2 separate regions of the Homo sapiens genome follow, and region 1 is linked to region 2. Evidence: read pairs that join two places in POLR2A ChIA-PET (ENCODE). Cell type or tissue: IMR-90. All regions are shown on one strand.

Region 1 (5,000 bases), 570 kb before region 2:
CAGCATTATTCACAATAGCCAACTTATGGAATCAACCTAAATGTCCATTAGCAGATGAATGGATAAAGATGATATGGTATATAGTGGTATATATGCACAATAGAGTACCATACAGCCTTAAAAAAGAAGGAAATTCTGTCATTTGCTCCAACATGGATGAACGTGAAGGGGGCTTCTTATTGATTTAAGTTCCAGTTAACTAGGAAGATATAACAATTTAAAACTTTTATGCATCTTTTGCAACTTCTACACTATAGCTGTGAATGTATTTTTAAAAGTTGACATAACTAAGAATATATATCTGTCTCAGGAGATGATAAGCATGAAGAATTTGATAATGATAGAGAAGACTTGAACATGACACATTTAATAATTTGACCAAATATATGCACATGTAACACCAGACCCAACAGTGCTGGAAGACAAATTATTTTCAGGTACACAAGGCCATTTACAGATGTAAATGTTTCATATACATATACACACATTATGTTAAATCTTACCAAATTGTATAGTTTAAACACATACAGTTTATTTTATGTTGGTTATATTTTATTAAAGCTTTTTCCTTTTTTTTTTTTTTGAGACAGAGTCTCGCTCTGTCACCCAGGCTGGAGTGCAGTGGCACGATCTCAGCTCACTGCAAGCTCCGCCTCCCAGGTTCACGCCATTCTCCTGCCTCAGTCTCCTGAGTAGCTTGGGACTACAGGCGCCCGCCACCACGCCCGGCTGATTTTTTGTATTTTTAGTAGAGATGGGCTTTCACCATGTTAGAGTGACCTGGGAGGCGGAGCTTGCAGTGAGCTGAGATCGGCCACTGCACTCCAGCCTGGGTGACAGAGTGAGACTCCATCTCAAAAAAAAAAAAAAAAGCCAGTCAGCACAAAATACATGCAGCATGGCCCCATTTTTACATAAAGTTCAAAAGCAGGCAGAATTTAATGGTATAATAGTTTTTCCCTCACACCTCTTTGTATCTGCTCCATATTACTGAATTGCCCAGATGACAGGTTTCGTATAATCTATAAACTTGAGTAAAATCTAATACTGCTTCAAGTGCTGATTGTAAAATGAAGGAAATAGACATGTCCTTAAATGATAGTAATGGCCGGGCGCAGTGGCTCACACCTGTAATCCCAACACTCTGGGAGGCTGAGCTCAGGAGTTCGAGACCAGCCTGACCAATATGGTGAAACCCCATCTCTACTAAAAATACAAAACTTAGCCAGGTGTGGTGGCAGATTCCTGTAGTCCCAGCTCCTCAGGAGGCTGAGGCAGGAGAATTGCTTGAAACCAGGAGGCAGAGGTTGCAGTGAGCCGAGATCACGCCATTGTATTCCAGCCTGGGCAACATAGCGAAACTCCATCTCAAAAAAAAAAAAAAAAAAATGATGACAGTAAAAGCTGGAATTGATAAGCAAATAGGAAACTTGCACTTCCAATAATGTGAGAAGGTAGAGGACAGAGAACTAAATGGGCTCATTAAGTAGTCAGAGAAGATTTGTAAAAGATTTAAAATGGAGCTTGAAGGAAGAGTGCATGAAATGGGACCTGTGATTTTGGGTAAATCCCAGTGAGGAAAGTGCTTGGATGGTCAGGGCTGAGGCCAGAGTCAGGCGGGGTGACCAGAGAGGGGTGAAGAGTAACCCAGTTTGCCTGGAGATGAGGAGATGTTATTGCAGACAGGATTCCAGCTGAAAACACAAAGAAGGAATGAAAATTTTGTCTAGCTTGGAAATTTTGAGAATAACAGTATAGGGTAGGAAACTGAAAATAAAAGCAACAATTTGAGTGATCGTCTATACACATTTATTAGAAAAACTTGGAAGACCAACACTGTTCCATACATAAACATTATCTGCCCTTAGACAGAATGTGAAAATTGGTGCTCAGGTGAAACTCTTGCCCAAGGCACCTGGCTGGTGAGGCATAAAGCAAGGAAATAGAATTTTATGTTTTTTTTTTTCATGTATTCAAATCTTACTGCACAGAGCTTGGAACTGTAGGAGCAATCCATGTCCTTCTCTGGTTGCTGGACTTATTTGAGATAAAGGAAAAACTCACAGATATATTTGGAGAGAAAACATAGCCATATGTTCTGATCTAGTAACAAGATGATGACTAGGAATTAGACTTTCAAAGGAGAGTGTGTTACAAGGAAAACTTCCTTTCATGGGCTTCTGCTTTTATTGAGAATTACATGTGCTCTATTACACAGGTCTCACTCTGAGAGCTCTAGGGATTACAGTGATTACCCAACATGATCAATAAACTGGCCAATAACTCATCCGGGGTGGCTGGAGTGCAACACACTTTGCATTTTGTGATTGAAATTTCCTTCAAACTGTCACTTGTAACTTTGGTTTTATTCCAAATCTAGTAACCCATGAAAGTACAATGATCTTGGGGATTTATTGGCTGCATTGTGGCTGATGAAAACAGAATCTCTGACAGCCCAATTGCAATGTTCCCCATGAGACTTGTAACTAAGCAGAGGAGCCACTGTGATTACTCCAGGAGTCAGAAAACCTGAACTGTGACTGTGATTCTACCTCCATCACCAAGCCGTGTGAACTTGAATAAACCAGCTCACCTCTGGGAAATTAGCCTCATTCTCTAAACAGGGAAACAGCAACATTTAATCTCCTGAATTCACAGCATCTGTGTGAAAATCAGAAAATGAAAGCAATATTTGTCTAAAAACTTAAGCATTTCCATTAAAAAAGGAAATACTTTTTTTTTCCTACTTAAACAACTGAGGAGATAAACTTACTTTAAAAAAAGCTTTAAGGGCCGGGCATGGTGGCTCATGCCTGTAATCCCAGCACTTTGGGAGGCTGAGGTGGGCGGATCACGAGGTCAGGAAATCGAGGCCATCCTGGCTAACACGGTGAAAGCCCATCTCTACTAAAAATACAAAAAATTAGCCTGGTGTGGTGGTGGGTGCCTGTAGTCCCAGCTACTCGGGAGGCTGAGGCAGGAGAATGGCGTGAACCTGGGAGGCAGAGCTTGCAGTGAGCTGAGATCATGCCACTGCACTCCAGCCTGGGCGACAGAGCGAGACTCTGTCTCAAAAAAAAAAAAAAAAAAAAAGGAAAAAGCTTTAATAAGATATAACCAATATAAAATAAACTGTATGTGTTTAAACTATACAATTTGGTAAGATTTAACATAATGTGTGTATATGTATATGAAACTGTCTGCACGATCCAATCATGAACATATTCGAAATCCTCAAATTTTCCTGATAGCCTTGGTAATTCCCCTCCAGGCCACAGAATCCTAAGGCAACCAATGATCTGCTTTCTGTCCCTATTGATTAGCTTGAATATTCAATACTTTTATATAAACGGGAAAATAAAGTATGTACTCTTATTTGTTTTTGTTTCTAGCCTGGCCTTTTTCCTTCAGTGTAATTATTTTGAGAGTCATCAATTTTGTTGCGTGTATCAGCAGTTTGTTCCTTTTTATCACTGTCTACTATTCCATTGTGTGGATTATACTACAATTTGTTTAACCTTTCACCTGTTGATGGACATTTGGCTTGTTTCCATTTTTTGGCTATTACAAATACATTTGCTATGAATTTTAATTTGTTAGATGCTGGATATTTTCTCTCACAATGGATGTTTTTGAGCTTTGTTCTGGAATGCCATTTAGTTACTTGAAGAAAGTTCAATCCTTTTGTAGCATACCTTGAAGCTTTGTTGGCTGGGTCAAAGTAGACCTTATTACAAAGTTTCCCCACTGCAGAGGCAATACCATGTAAGTACTCTGCCTGATGTGGTGTGAAGTATGAGATTTTCTACTCGGGATCGCAAGCTGTTGCTGGGCCTGTGTGAGTTGAAGCGATTGGCCTCTGTAATCCTTTTGGGATTTTTTGGCTTTTTTCCGGGCCTTGGGTAGTCTTATCACATGCATACACCCATCAGTGCTCACCCACTGGCTGGAGGGCCTCTTAGCAGGTCTCTGGTGCTCTCTCTCTCTGTGTAACTCTCATCTCTGCGGTTCCCTCCCCTGCAAACTCTAGCCACTTTGGCCTCCCCATACTCCCAGCACTGTCTCCTGAACCATCTGTTTCTGCTTCCCTCCTTTCCAGGAAGTGAGCTGGGCGAGCAGGGCTCACCCTGTTGGTGTCCTCTAGCTCAGGGGTCAGTGTCCTGCACTGCTTGACGTCCAATGTCTGAAAACCATTGTTTTGTGTATTTTGTCCTGTTTTTTAGACATCTCATCTTGACTAGAAGTGAGAGTTTAGAATTTACTGTTTATACTGATTCTGCTTTACACAATCCTGTCTTTTTTCTGCTTGCCCGTCTACTTCTAATCAGGTGTTAGGATTTTGTTAAGCCAAAGCCATATTCAGTGGGAACCAAGGATTGGGAAGAAAGAAAGAACAGAAAATTAATGAAGTTAAAACAGTGTGACACGCCTTTGCTGGGTAACTTCCACAGGTGAGGCACTGTGCTAGGTATCCAGCAGGTGTTCCACACGTGCGTAAGCTACAGTCCCTGATAAGGATTCTGAGTCAAATGCTGTGATGGAAAACATTTTTTTTTTTTTGAGCTAAGAGTCTCGCCCTGTCGCCAAGGCTGGGGTGCAATGGTGCGATCTCAGCTCACTGCAACCTCTGCCTCCTGGGTTCAAACAATTCTCCTGCCTCAGCCTCCCAAGTAGCTGGGATTACAGGCACCTGCCCCCACGCCCGGCTAATTTTTTTTTTGGATTTTTAGTAGAGACGGGGTTTCACCATGTTGGCCAGGTTGCTCTGGAACTCCTGACCTTGTGATCTGCCCACCTCGGCCTCCCAAAGTGCTGGGATTACAGGCGTGAGCCACCGTGCCTGGCGGGAGAATGGTTTTTCCACAGCTTTAGGATTTCTCTGTGAAACAGAAGGTACCTCCATCCTGTTTCTTTTTTTTCTTGCTTGTCTCTCCATTCATTTCCCAAGCCTTTAAAAAAATGTCTCCAACAAGAGCATCTGTGATTGCTGCTTGGCAGTT
Region 2 (5,000 bases):
CTTGTCCTTCAGCAAGGGGTTGCAGCTACTAAGCACACATTTGATCATTGGTTTAAACCTTACAGAAATTGAGCTGGTCTGTGAAGCCTCCTCTAGGCAAATTTCTAGCTCCATGAAGGGTTACTATTTCTTAAGTCCAGTCAATATTCCATCGATGCACAAGTGTTTATTCTCTATTCACAACACACACAGTACTAGGTATTGTTAAAGGTAAGTGTCCAATATGGCCAAGGGCCAACAATAAGGGTATTTAAAGAATATCTCAAAGAGAGATCCAAGCCACAGATAATCAAATATAAAATTACCCACTCAGACTATTAAAACCAAATATATGGTGACACTTTGTTTAACTTATCCCAGCAACCACAAGTTCTTACAAGTCAGCCATATGAAAAATAAAAAAGCTTCCTGAGAAACAGAACTCCCTACTCTCTTGGTATATTAAACATATCCCAATGAATAGTTTCTGGACGCAGATAAGGCTCATCCCAGGCATATTATGAAGTCATTGAATTTGATACTGTCTTCTTTTTTTAAACTTATTTTCCACCCACTTTTCATATGTCTAATATTCTTATGTAATCTGCATCAAAATAAGAAATATCTAATATCTAGTTATCCTTACTTGTGGATTGTTTATGTGGCCCTGTGCACAATAGGTCTAAATAAATATTTTTTTGGAGTAGCTGTGGTTAGAGGACTGGCTATGTGAAGCCATTTTCATATTATGTTCTTTTGAGTTTTAAATTTCAAGCCTCTTTGTTACAGATGGAAAAATGTAGACTTACTCAAATAATTGTAGACGTTAGTAAGCAGAGGCTGAGAAGAGGTTTGGGTTAAGGAGAGTTGTACGGAAACTATAATATTAGGTGTTCTTCAGTGATCTTTTCAGCAAATATGATGTCATTTTGGATTGACTGGGATAGGAACAGTCACCTAAAATGGGTCCCAGCCCATGTAGGATTGACAATCCTAGATGCCTTGTCCTGTAACCTCAAGTTTCTTACTTTTTCACAATAGATAGGGAGTCTGGCCAGCTCTAGCACTGATCTTCATATCAGTAGGGTTTCTTCTGCCTTCTCTTCTGCTGCCGCTTCTCTTTTTGCTTTAGCATTGAGCTTAGCCATCCTTCTTGCTTGTATATTTAACATTATTTTATTTAGTTTTTCTATTATAGCCACTTTCCCCAACAGTCCACCTGATCTAACCTTAATTATGTTGCTGATAAAGAATTATTGTCTTTAAGGGAAGCAAAGAAAAAAATAATAGCATGTGCAATCTTAGAGTGGGAATATTACCTTAGAGATAATCTAGGCCTGGAAGAGTCTAGTATTGTTAAATATTAATTTTTTTTGTGGCCTAGTCTTTCTGTTGCCCACAGTACACCAACTTTTAAGTAAATGAAAGTTGAATATATCTGGTTGAAGCAGGGTTTTAGAAGGGCCTGCGCTGGGTTCGCCCTCGTGGGCTGAGAGAGCCTGAGGATTCTGAGGATCACAGGGTGAAAAACTCAGTGATCCAAGTCATCATGCTTTTTTTTATAGACAGGACTGAGACCCAGAAAGGAAAGGAAACCCACAGTTAACTATTTACTAGGTAGCTAGATAGGTAAGTGCGTCCCAGGTAGCTAGATAGGTAAGTAGGTCGATAGATACATAGCATAATGTATGTGTTTATAGAAACACACACATATATGCAGAATCACTTAATTCTTATAACATTCTAGAAGGTAGATGGTTTTATAGATGAATAGATGAGGAAAGCTTGTAAGTTGATAGGGTTGGACTCACCTATGCTCCTTCTGGTGGCAAATCTACATTCTTTCCACCCTAGCTCCATTCTGCTGCTTGGTTGCCTTGTCCAAAGCCACACACAGGCAAGGACAGGACTGAAACCCAGACCATCTGCCTCTTGGTCCAGGGTTGTTCTCTCAGCAGATCTGTTCTCTTCAGTCAGTGGTAAAATAATACATGCTAAAAAGTAAATGGAATATTGAGTAAACACTCAGTTAGAAAAAGAGAGAAAGACGTCCCAGCTGTGTTGACCTTGAGAAGGGTTAATGTTTTTAGTTCCCTATATTTTAGCAACTAATTGGTCATGGAAAAGGATGGGAAGGAAAGCTGATTCATCACAGTTTTTTGTGCTAAGTATTGCTCAGAGCTTGGAGAATTGCATGGAATCTAGCTTCCTTATTTAAAAAATTAATAAGGAAAAATTTTTCATTAAAGCATGCTTTCTTTATGGCCTGAGTATTGAAACTTGAGATTGAATATGTATTAACTACTTGTATGTTTCATAAATTTGAAATACACATAATATGTAATTATTGACATTCTTCTCATGTTTGAAACAAAAGCGGCAGACACACTGACTGAGGAGCTGAACCAGAGTTCCAGTATGATGCACATAAAGTCCGTGTGCTTTTTGTTGACTTATGCTGAGGTCTGCCAGATAACAGCCTTATTACGCACATTCTTAGAATAACAGGCCATTGATATCTTAGTAGATTCTTACATTTAGGTACTGACTCTCTGGTTTTCTTTTTTTTATCTGGCTCATGTAGGAAAAGGAGACCTTCAGGATGAGTTTTTGTTCTTCCTGTTGGCTCTTACAGCATTTTTCATATTTATCCTTTTAACTCCTCTGTGTTCCACAAGTTGTCTTCCTTGAGGACAAGGACTTCTTTTTCATCCTGTCCGTTCTCTTATCCCTTCCCCTTTTCCTCCCTAGTGCCTGACATCATGCCTGGCACACAAGTCCTTAGGAGGAGTGATGGTGACAGGGAAGGAGGGAGATGCCATGAGTCAGATAAAAAAGGCAAAACTCTAGAATCAGGAGTTTCTTCTTCCTTTGATGTAGCCAGAGTGTTCAGTGAATGGAGTCCATTAGATGTTTTTTCTTCAGCGCTCCTTTCTAATAAAGATAGAGCAGTAAACAGTTTTTATTCTTACCTTTGTTACAAAAAACTTTACAACATTCTGTTAAATCTAGCAAGTATTTAATGAGTGGCAAACACCTTTCCAGGACTGGGGAGACAGAGATGAACAGAACATTGTCCTTGTTCAAGGACCGCCCAGTGCAATAGAGAAGACAAGCATGTCCAAAGTTACATTGCCCTGCAGTATGATAAGGACATCAAGAAAACCTGTATATTTGGCAGTGATGGTTACCACATGGGAAGGAGTGATTGATTTTATCTGTGAAAAGCCCTCAGCAACAGGTACCTGGGAGAGGTGTTGTCCGAGCTGGGATTTGAAAAGTGTGCAAGAGTTTTCCAAGCAGATGCTGGGGGAGGGGTGGGACAAGTGCTGAACAGGTGCAGGGACCGCATGAGCATAGGGGTAGCATATGGGCAGGAGGATCATTGGGGGTGAATCTACAGATAGTCGGGAATTACTAGAGTGTAAAACTAAAGGGAAGTGGTGGCAAGGAATGAAGATAAAGAGGTAGACGGGGGTTGAATCAGAAAAACAACAGATGTCACATGATTAAAATTTGAGTACTATCCGATGGACAATAAAGGGCTGATGAATAGTTTTAAGTAGGGAGAGAGCATTTTCAGCTGTGTATTTTATAAAAATTCAGCTTGTTGGGAGTGTGTGGGATATACTGGAGAGAGCAGAATCCAGGTTTGAGGGAATGGGTCAAATCAAACGGGAACATGAGCTGAAACTCAAATTGTGGCATGGTAGGAATAGGAGACTGAAAGAAAAATTTAAGCAGTTGTTTAGGAGATAAGGTGTCAGGCAGAGAGAGGCAGTCACTCAGCCAATATAGGCAAGATAAAGAAAGAAATGTCTGTGACTTTGTTATCCTGTTTCAGATAGCATGTGCCAAACATAGTTGTGACTTTCTTTGATGTTCATCACCTTGTAACAGTGACTACACTTTCACATACACCTCTAAGTTCAATCTTCCCTATTTCCCTGGGAGTTAGGTGATAGATATTACAAAGGACTCATACATTCTATAGGGCCCACATTCTCAGGGACTTGCTCATGTTCAAAATTGCACCCCAAAATCCTTAAGGAACCTTTTGGGTGGGAGACCAGCATAATGTTTCTCAGTAAGTCCAATAAAGTCATCCCCTGCACCCCCTTGTCATTGGATTGCTGTTTATGCATTTGAGCATAGGATTAGATTGGTGATTTGGATTTTGGACACACTTTAATTAAAATGCTGATCTTTAAGCATGAAAATTATTTGGACCCCAGTGAAATGTCACACTAAGCAAAGCCTGGAGATGGAAGGAGCAGAGGCTAACTAGGTGGAGGTGGAGGAGCACCAGTTCATATTTCTAATTTCTTAGTTTCAGCTTGTTTGGAGCGTAAGATTGTTAGGCTTCTGGACTAAATGTATGATTTCTCTGTCATATGCCCCTTCCTTTTCAATGTTGAAATCATGTAAGTTGAGCATACCTTTGATATGAAGACTGCATATCTCCTTTTGATGCAAAGAGCAAGACACATGTAACTGATCCAGGACTCTCTGTATCTCAGTTCTATGATCCCAATTAAATACACTCATCTGTACGAGTTCCCCATGGTTGTATTAGAAGAAGTTCTCCTCATGATAGGAAATTGGAATGAATATTTTACCGACAGGATATGTGAAACTATATTTACTTTTTCCTTATAATTTGATTCTACCCAATGAATATAATGTGTAGAAAAAATGTTCATTGAGGGAAGTACATTTAGTTGAGTTTAGGTTAATCAATGTCTGGTGAAAATAAATAGTTGGCTGTCTGTTTTAAGCTGAATAAATAGCATGGTTTGGCTGTACTGCATATTGGTGAGTTCAGGAGTTTATCAGCTGTCCCAGATAATGATTTTATGCTAATAAAATCAAGAGGTGGATTTGTAAATCACACTAAACTGGCAGCAGTGCTACTGGGCATAAAATGCAATTCTTTTTTTTTTTTTTAATTAATTTCCTGGGTATCTCTAACCAGTAACCAGGATTGTTTTCTACCTAAGATATCTCTTCTTGTTTTGAGT

Evidence for each region. ChIA-PET counts read pairs that join two places held together with the same protein. Peaks named below come from ENCODE experiments on the same cell type or tissue, not always from the same donor. Only the 100,000 strongest peaks of a DNase experiment are listed, where the experiment ranks them.
Region 1: POLR2A ChIA-PET joins it to region 2 with 6 read pairs; 2 of 35 experiments call an interaction of 5 or more read pairs at or near these places.

What each region holds. Positions count from the first base shown.
Region 1 is chr18:7,188,502-7,193,501 of GRCh38, forward strand. No RefSeq gene overlaps it. Among named protein-coding and RNA genes, the nearest start is that of LRRC30, 40 kb to the right of the region's middle. In IMR-90, no CTCF peak of the experiment used is centred here; no DNase peak of the experiment used is centred here.
Region 2 is chr18:7,759,038-7,764,037 of GRCh38, forward strand. The region is part of intron 1 of PTPRM (protein tyrosine phosphatase receptor type M); the gene reads left to right. Among named protein-coding and RNA genes, the nearest start is that of PTPRM, 190 kb to the left of the region's middle. In IMR-90, no CTCF peak of the experiment used is centred here; a DNase peak (open chromatin) is centred at 2,434.